Regions from separate parts of the Homo sapiens genome. Here region 1 is linked to region 2. Evidence: chromatin loops called from intact Hi-C (ENCODE). Cell type or tissue: dorsolateral prefrontal cortex. All regions are shown on one strand. Each heading gives the region's core, and the rest is flanking DNA. Links, peaks and the distances in the headings are about the cores only.

The links. A loop is a pair of places that touch in the nucleus more often than their neighbours do. Peaks named below come from ENCODE experiments on the same cell type or tissue, not always from the same donor. Only the 100,000 strongest peaks of a DNase experiment are listed, where the experiment ranks them.
Region 1: it touches region 2 in a loop (5-fold over the local background); 76 of 110 quality-filtered maps call a loop at or near these places.

Annotation. Positions count from the first base shown.
Region 1 is chr1:51,040,907-51,048,335 of GRCh38, forward strand. No RefSeq gene overlaps it. Among named protein-coding and RNA genes, the nearest start is that of MIR4421, 15 kb to the right of the region's middle. In dorsolateral prefrontal cortex, for the core only: a CTCF peak has its summit at 4,141 (motif pointing left); no DNase peak of the experiment used is centred there.
Region 2 is chr1:50,773,923-50,776,422 of GRCh38, forward strand. The region is part of intron 4 of FAF1 (Fas associated factor 1); the gene reads right to left. Among named protein-coding and RNA genes, the nearest start is that of FAF1, 190 kb to the right of the region's middle. In dorsolateral prefrontal cortex, for the core only: CTCF peaks have their summits at 1,043 (motif pointing right) and 1,242; no DNase peak of the experiment used is centred there.

The DNA of each region.
Region 1 (7,429 bases), core at 2,986-5,485, 270 kb after region 2:
AACTTCATAAGAAATCTCAAGCCACAACAAGCTGCTCCCAAATTCTTGGTCCACTGAAAGTGTGAGAGACAGTGAATGATTATTGTTTTAACCCAGTCAGTTTTGGACAGCAATAGATAAGGAAATAACACTTCTTTGAGTATACCTTTTAATACATTTTTGACTTTTGGAATCGTGTTAATATTTTGTACTTCAAGAGATAAAATAAAATCAAGAAAAATAGGAATAAACCCCCAGAATTGAATGCAAGCAAAAAAAACCAAGCGAACTATATTCCAAATGGATAACATAACTACTCTAAAGAGAAAAAAATAATCTAGGTAACTTTTGAACCCAGTTCTTTGACTATATGACTGCAGTCTAAAAACAAAGAGAACTCTCAAAAAAATTTAATCTCTTTTGGCAGGTTTGTTGGGTTATTTTTCTACTGTTATGGGTATAATAATTCTTAACTACTTTATGTGTATTGCTGGATTGAGTAAATGAGTAAATACATTGATGCTATGATGCTGTGGGTAGTCAGGGTTCTGATTGTGGGAACATATATGTGTATATACTTGGTTGAACAATATGAAATTACCATTTCCTTCAGCTCTGTTCCTACAAGGGCCTAATAGCAGTGATACTCCAGTAGCAATAAAAATGGTAGAGCCCAGGGCTGAGGCTGGAAAGTAAAAGCCGAGTATGGAGCATCTTGATATGTCAGAGTAAGAAAGTGCTAAAAAAAAGGATGCGTACGTGCCAAAAAAAAAAACACAAAGCCAAATTGAAGGGGCTCCCACAGGCCAAATCAGAGACAATTTGAACATCAAAATGAATAAGGATAACAATGGATTATAACCTATAGGAAAAAGTAAATATAAAAATAATTAATACAAATGTTCTTATTATTAATAAATAATAAATTACTATTATTATTATTTTTGAGACAGAGTCTTACACTCTCGCTAGGCTGGAGTGCAGTGGTGTGGTCTCGGCTCACTGCAACCTCCGCCTCCTGGGTTCAAGCGATTCTCCTGCCTCAGCCTCCCGAGTAGCTGAGACTACAGGTGTTCACCACCACACCCAGCTAATTTTTGTATTTTTAGTGGAGACGGGGTTTTACCATGTTGGCCAGATGGTCTTGATCTCTTGACCTTGTGATCTGCCCGCCTTGGCCTCCCAAAGTGCTGGGATTACAGGCATGAGCCACCATGCCTGGCCTATTATTTTATGATAACAAATAAGACAGAAGGGAAAGCCCTTCCCTACAGGAGAATGATAAGTAATAAATATAGGAGAAATAAGAGTGTTAGGAAAATCACTTTTGGCTGGGCATGGTGGCTCATGTCTGTAATCCCAGCACTTTGGGAGGCCGAGACGGGCAGATCACTTGAGGTCAGCATATCACCAGCCTGGCCAACATGATGTAACCCTGTCTCTACTAAAAATACAAAAATGAGCTAGGCATGGTGGCACATATATAGTCTAGCTACTTGGGAGGCTGAGGCAGGAGGATCACTTGAGCCCAGGAGGCAGAGGCTGTAGTGAGCTGACAGCATGCCACTGCCCTCCAGCCTGAGTGATGAGAGGGAAACCCTGTCTCAAAAAAAGAAAGAAAAATCACTTTTTTGCAAGAATTATAGTAATAACTGGTTCAGGCAAGAATCATCCATGGATGCTAAAACTATTCAATGAAAGTTTGGGCCAGGCATGGTGGCTCACGCCTGTAATCCCAGCACTTTGAGAGGCCACGGTGGGTGGATCACTTGAGCCCAGGAGTTTGAGACCAGCCTGGGCAACATAGTGAGACCCCATCTCTACAAAAAATACAAAAATTAGCCAGGCATGGCAGTGCATGCCTGTAGTCTCAGCTACTCAGGAGGCTGAGGCAGGAGGATCACTAGAACCCAGGAAATAGAGGGTGCAGTGAGCTGAGATTGTGCCACTGCACTCCAGCCTGAGTGATGGAGCAAGACCCTGTCTCAAAAAACAAAAAGAAAAAGAAAGAAAGAAAAAAGAAAGAAAGGAAGCAAGGAAGGAAAGAAGGAAGGAAGGAAGGAAGATTGAAGAGAAACAATATATTTACATAGTCTCCAACTATGTCCTTACAAATTACTTACAGATTATGGGGCAAACTGACATGATCACTTATGTATTGTATTAGTTCATTCTCACACTGTTATAAAGAACTATCTGAGACTGGGTAATTTACAAAGAAAAGGGTTTAATTGACTCGTAGTTCCACAGGCTGTACAAAAAGCATGGCTCTGGAAGTCTCAGGAAACTTACAATCATGATGGAAGGGAAGCAAGCCCATCTTCACGTGGCGGCAGGAGAGAGCTAGTGAAGCAGGAAGTGCTACACATTTTTAAACAACCAGATCTCATGAGAACTCATTCACTATCACAAGAACAGCAAGGGGGAAATCCACCCCCATGATCCAATCACCTTCTTTCCAGGTCCACCCCCTCAACATTGGAAATTACAATTTGACATGAGATTTGGGTAGGGACACAGAGCCAAACCATATCATGTAGTATTTGGCCAAAAATGTATAACATGAATCTAATCATGAGGAAACATCAGACAAATCAAAATTGAGGGATATTTTGCAAGACAACTGGGCTGTATGCTTTAAAAATATCAGTATCATGAAAGACAAAGAAAGGATGAAAATCATTCCAGATTAAAAGGAGATGAAAGAGCTGTAGCAACAAAATGCAAGGTGTAAGCCTAGATTAAATTGTGAATCAAGGGAAAAAAATGCCATAAGAAACATTACTAGAAAATTGGCAAAAATTGAACATGGACTGTATATTAGATAATACTAATGTATTGATGTTAAATCTCCTAAATTTGCTGATTGTATTGTGAATATAGAAGCATGAGTTTTCTTATTCTTAGGAAATATACACAGAAGTATTTTGGAACATTATAACTCTCAATCTCAAGTGACTCAGGAAATTCTATCCGTACATGCACAAATATACTTATATATCCTAAATATGTATGTATGTGTGTGCATGTAGGGAGAGAGAGAAAGTGAAAGGGAGAAAGATGATTTTTTTTTTAAGTAGCAGAACATTTACAAGTAGGGAATTTGAGTGAGGGGTACACAAGACTTTGTAGCATTCTTGTTATTTTTTGTTTTGTTTTGTTGTTTTGGTTTAGAGAAAGGGTCTCACTTTGTTGTCCAGGCTGGAATGCAGTGGCAATCATGACAGCCTTGAACTCTAGGGCTTAAGCGATCTTCCTGCCTCAGCCTTCAAAGAGCTGGGACTACAGGTGTGAGCTACCATGCTAGGCTAATTAAAAAAATTTTTTTTTGTAGAGACGGGGGTCTCACTATGTTGCCTAGGCTGGTCTCGAGCTCCTGGCCTCATGTGATCCTCCTGCCTCAGCCTCCCAAAGTTCTAGGATTACAGGCATGAGCCACTGCACCTGGCCCAGACATTTATCTTCTCACAGTACTGAAGGCTGAGAGTCTGACATCAGTGTGCCAGCACAGTCAGTTTCTGGTAAGGGATCTCCTCCTGGCAAGCAGATGGCTATCTTCTGGCTATGTTCTCCATGGTGGAGAGAGAGAAAGCAAGCTCTCTGGTGTCTCTTCCTATAAAGGCACTAATTCCATCATGAGAACTCCACTCTCAAGAACTGATTAAATTTACCTCCCAAAAGTCTCATCTCCAAATATCACATCGAGGGTTAGGACTTCAACAAATGAATCTAGGAGGGATTCAGTTCAGTCTGTAGCTAGCAAAGACCTTGCCAATAACTAGGTTTAACATAAACTAGTTAATGGGATGCCATTTGAATATTATTTTAAATCTTGGCATTAAAAATTGAGGAGATCATTAAAAACATACCCATTAATCTATGAAGTATAAAAGGTCCAATTTATGTTTGTGTTTGCAACTTGCATATCATTTTATTACTTAATATTCCATATGAGGAAATATATGTTTACAAATAATAAAAAATTTTGGTAATGAAATGCAGTAATTTGAACATCTGAAATGCATAAGTGAGTATTATTATAATAAGAGCATAAAAATTGATGGTAATTTTGTCATATACAATGATGCGTCAAACACTTCTACGTTTTAATTCTTAAATTCCCATGTTAACATGTTAACCATGGCACCATCTTGTGGATATTTATTAAATAGTCGGGCTATACAAATATTTATTTGGAAATGTTGTAAATGAAAGTTATTTACAAAAAAAAGAACATTAAAGAATGTTTAAGTTAATAAAATGAAATGCTTGTAAGTAATTATCCTCACTTTCAAAGTGCTTCAACTATATAAATAAACGATTGAAATAGTTCTAGCATGGTTAAATTGTTTATATGAAATTTCAGGCTGTGTGCCATGGCTCACGCCTGTAATCCCAGTGCTTTGGGAGACCAAGGCTGGAGGATTGCTTGAGCCCAGGAGTTCGAGGCTACAGTGAGCCATGATCATGCCACTGCACTCCAGCCTGGGCAACAGAGCAAAACCCTGTCTCAGGAAAAAAAAAAAAATTAAAACTGGCCAGTGGTGCTTAACACATCAAGTGGATATTTTAGTTTGATATATTTTCGTGTGTATAGTGTATGTATATGTGTGTTTACATATATAAATGCAAATGTGTATTTGTTTGCTACTGTTTTTATTTTATTTTATTTTATTTTATTTTTTGAGACAGAGTCTTGCTCTGTCACCCAGGCGGGAGTGCAGTGGCGGGATCTTGGCTCACCGCAGCCTCTGTCTGCCAGGTTCCAGTGATTCTCCTGCCTCAGCCTCCTGGGTGGTTGGGATTACAGGCATGTACCACCACGCCCGGGTAATTTTTGTATTTTTAATAGAGACAGGGTTTCACCATGTTGGCCAGGCTGGTCTCAAACTCCTGACATCAGGTGACCCGCCCGCCTCAGCCTCCCAAACTGCTAAGATTACAGGCATAAGTCATTGGGCCTGGGCTTTTATTTTGATTTAACTTTAGGATCTGTAAAAAATGGGCATATACAAAGTAGTTTTTTTTAATGGAAAAAAGAAACTTTAAATCTCAGTTTAATCAACGACTGGTTATGAACCACTTTTCAAAAATCAAATCATGGGTGCAATTAATATAATTTTTCAAGAAGATTATAGAATACTTTTTTTTGTAACACTTTCATTAAAAGGCTTCGGTATTTAGAGTTTACAATTACATTTAAAACTTTTCAGTTGGGCTCATACTTGTTATCCTGGCACTTTGTGAGGCTGAGGGAGGAAGAATACATGAAGCCAGGAGTTTGAGGCCAGTCTGAGCAACAAATTGAAACTCTATCTCTATAACTTTTTTTTTTAATTAACTGGGTGAGGTAGCATGCACCTGCAGTCCCAGCTACTCAGCAGGCTGAGGCGGGAAGATTGCTTTAGTCCAGGAGTTTGAGGCTGCAGTGAGTTATGACTGTGCCACTGCATTCCAGCCTGGGCAATAGAGCAAGAGTCCGTCAAGTTATAATACAAAATAAAATAAAATAAAATAAAATATATTTTTAAAATTTTTTAAAAAGGAAAAAACTTTTCATTACTATATTTACACAAAGGAGAAAGGAGAAATAGCCTTTATTGTAGACCCTACTATAAGCTAGGCATTTAGATACATTATCTAATACAATTCCTTCCAACAATCTTTTGAGGGTTTTTTTTTGAGACGGAGTCTTGCTCTGTCGCCCAGGCTGGAGTGCAGTGGTGTGATCTCGGCTCACTGCAACCCCCATCTCCTGGGTTCAAGAGATTCTCATGCCTCAGCCTCCTGAGTAGCTGGGATTACAGACACCTGCCACCATAGCTGGCTAATTTTTGTATTTTTAGTAGAGACGGGGTTTCACCATATTGGCCAGGCTGGTCTCGAGCTCCTGACCTCAAGTGATTTGCCCGCCTCGGCCTCCCAACGTGCTGGGATTACAGGCGTGAACCACTGCACCCAGCCTTGAGTTGGTATTTTTATTTCTACTTTGCAGATGAGTAAAATTGAGACTCTTGGTAGTTACATAACTTAATCAATCTCACACAGCTATTAAGAAGCCATGATTTTAACCCAACTCTACAAAGCCCAAATTCGTGTCACAACACAATCCTGGTTCTTGGAATTTCAGACTATATAAGAGATTTTAATATGGAAATTTAATTTAAAGATCTATGTACCCAAAATCCTACAGACATTTCAAATTAAGATTGTTTAATTTTTGTATGCAAAATGTTAAATGTACTACACTTATTCTCATTGTATTCTGAGACAAAATTCTTTTTTAAAAATTTCAACTTTGGCCAGGCACGGTGGTGGCTCACACCTGTAATCCCAGCACTTTGGGAGGCTGAGGCAGGTGGATCACTTGAGGTCAGGAGCTCAAGACCAGCCTGGCCAAAACGATGAAACCCCGTCTCTACTAAAAATACAAAAATTAGCCTGGCGTGGTGGCACGTGCCTGTCATCCCAGCTACATGTGAGGCTGAGGCAGGAGAATAGCTTGAACCCGGGAGGCGGAGGTTGCAGTGAGCCGAGATCGCGCCATTGCACTCCAGCCTGGGCAACAAGAGCAAAACTCTGTCTTAAAAAAAAAATTCAACTTTTATTTTAGATACAGGGAGTAGATATGCAGGTTTGTTACATGGGTATATTACACCCAGGTAGTGAGCACAGTATCCAAAAAGTCAGTTTTCAACTCATGGCACACCCCGAGGCCCACTCTAGTAGTCCGCAGTGTCTATTTTTCCATTTTTATGTCCATGTATGCTCAATGTTTAGCTCCCATTTATAAGTGAAACCATGCAGTATTTGGTTTCCTGTTCTTACATTAATTGTTTTAGGATTATAATGTCCAGCTCCATCCATGTTGCTGATAATGACATGATTTCATTATATTTCATGGCTGTGTATTATTCCATGATTTTCTTTCTCATAAGTACCACATTTTCTTCATCCTATCCACAATTGATGGGCACCTAGGTTGATTCCATGTCATTGCTATTGTGAATAGTGTGGTGATGAACATGGAAATGCATGTATCTTTTCAGTACAATGATTTTTTTTTCTTTGGGTATATACCCAGTAATGGGATTTCTGTGGTGGAACTAATTTACATTCTCACAACAGTGTATAAGAATTCCCTTTTCTCTGAAGCCTTGCCAGCATCTGTTGTTTTTTGACCTTTTAAAATAGCCATTCTGACTGGTATGACATGTTATCTCATTGTGGTTTTAATTTCATTTCTCTGATGATTAGTGATGATGGGCATTTTTTCATATGTTTATTGGCTGCTTATTTGTCTTATTTTGAGAGGTGTCTGTTCATGTCCTTTGCCCATTTTTAAATGGGGTTCTTTGTTTTTCCTTGTTAAGTTCCTTATAGATTCTGGATATTAGACCTTTGTAATAGGGATAGTTTCCGAATACTTTCTCCCATTCTGTAGGTTGTC
Region 2 (2,500 bases), core at 1-2,500:
ATTGTACCTCATAAACATACACACTTATTAAACATCAATTTAAAAATCTGAAGCTGAATTAAAGAATATTTCTAACGCATAAATAAACTATGCACATTGAGACCACAGTTTGAGATGCTACTTTATTCAGCTTTTAAAATGACCCAATAATAAATTATTTGGGGAGTACACAATTGATGGCACGGAGGCAACAGACATCAGTTTGCAGGTAGACTAAACAATACTACTAACACACAACATTTGCTGTCTTTCTTCCCCCAAAATACAAGCTATAATCAATTTCATTGTCATTTCATGCTGATAGCATCTTTCAAGACACACAAAATTGTCACTCTTTCCTTCTTTTCACATGTACTAATAACAGAAGAACATTTAACTAGTATTTATTACTCATAAAGCATGGCTGAGGCATGTGGGGGAGGGATAAGGCATTTGCCAAACACTATACAGCTAATAAGAGTCACAGAGTCGAGATCAGAATCTGAATTTATAGATTCAGGACAAAACCTGGTTTGAAACAACCTGAACTACTTTTTCAGACTGAAAATGCACCTGCTAAATGTTTTAAATCTTTCCATATTCAACCTGAGTTCTTAAAAACTAAAATAGTATCCAATATAGTAAAAGTAGCTTTAAGAAAGATCAAAAAGAGAAAAAATAAGATAAATGGTTCAAATAATAACAGACCTATTTTTCTGCTATATCTCAAAAACAAAATTAAAGCTATGCCTACTAGGCTCCAGTAAATTAGGTTTGTTAACAGCACTGATTTAACAAACTTTATTAAACAAATAGCTGCATGTTAGGTTAAATCCATTGCTAGATCTTAGAGATCTAACAATATACAATAATCCCTACCCTCAAAGAGATCACAATACTTCACATCAGACACCATTTTATAGGAGGACAAATGCTTTAAAATAATTCTTTAAATTTATTCAAGATAAGAAAACAGAATTCAGAAGGTTTTGGGTATTGAAATGAAACTGCAATAAGGACCCTAAAAACATTAACAACCCAGTGAAATTACCACTAGGTGTCACTGTGATACAAAGTTCTTAGCTGCCTTTGGGCTCGCTTTCAAACCTTGTTGCATCTTCCTGGTAATAACGTGGAAAAGGTGCATAATCTGATTGAGCATCTCTTTGCATTGTATTATTTATATGTATACAGCTACAGAAAAAATATTATTTATATAATTTCAGTAACACTGAAATGAGTTATATCTATAATAATTCTATTGCTGGTCACATAAACTTTAATGAGTGTACATTTTTAAAATTTCCTGTGATGGATGAATTAATATATACACATATATTCATATACTCATTTATTGAGCCATTTGTTTCCTCAACAAGCACTACTCTGTGCCAAACACTGTGCTAGAATAAAGAATCTAGAGAGGAATAAGACCTGCTCTCTAAGTGTGAGGAGTTAACATTCATAAGGAAAATCTGAAACACAAAGGGTAAGATGTGTTAAAATCCATGTTTAAAGCATATACAAAATTTTATGGGATCATAGCGGATGATTCAACTTAACTGTATGTCCAGAAAGGTTAGGAAAGGCTTCATAGAAGAGGAAATATTTACATGGGATCTTGGAAGCTGTGTAGGAGTTTTCTGGAAAGCTAAAGCAAGAAAAGGTTTATCAAACAGAATAGAGGAAATACAGAGCCACTGAAAGGCACATGAGGAGATGCGTGTTTTAGAAAAATCACCACAGGGCAACTATATAGAAAAGATGGACTAAAGGAAGAAAGAAACGAACATATGGAAATCAGGGGAATTATCTTAATTAATCAAAGAAATCCTTGAACTGTAACAAAGGGGGACGAAAAAAAAAGGAGAGATTCAGTCATAATGTGATAGAATTCACAAAACTTTATTGACTAAGTGCAGTGAAGTCAGAAAAAAATTCTATCAAGTCTAAGTATTATCCTTAAGTATGCCTTCCCTAGTTACACATACAAACATGCCAACAGGGAAAACAGAGAAAGTATATAACATGATTCTCTGCCTGCCATAATACTCATAAGGCAATAACTATAATCCAGAACAAATAAAACTGGAACAGCTAGAAGAAGCAGGAGCAGGTAGATATCATATAATAACAATATCTGATTTAAAATTCATTTTGAGTCAAACTGTGTTTATAGTATGTCCATAACTATGAAGAATATGACTGGAAATATTTTAAAGCTTTATCACAGAAGTATATGAAAGAACTTCCAGGGATCACTTTTCGTAAACTTTTGGCTTTATCATCCACTGTAAAAGCTAACTTATGCTCAAGTATGATAGAGTAGGAACAGCCAAGCTGTCATTCGGTTTGAAAACAAATACAATTAAGACAGCTACAGACACATTATAAATACAACTGGACTCAAAATGAATTTTAAACCAATATGTATCTACTCCTGCTTCTAGCTCTTCCAGTTTTATTTGTTCTGGATTATAGTTTTACCTTATTATGAATCATATGGCAGGCAGAGAATCAT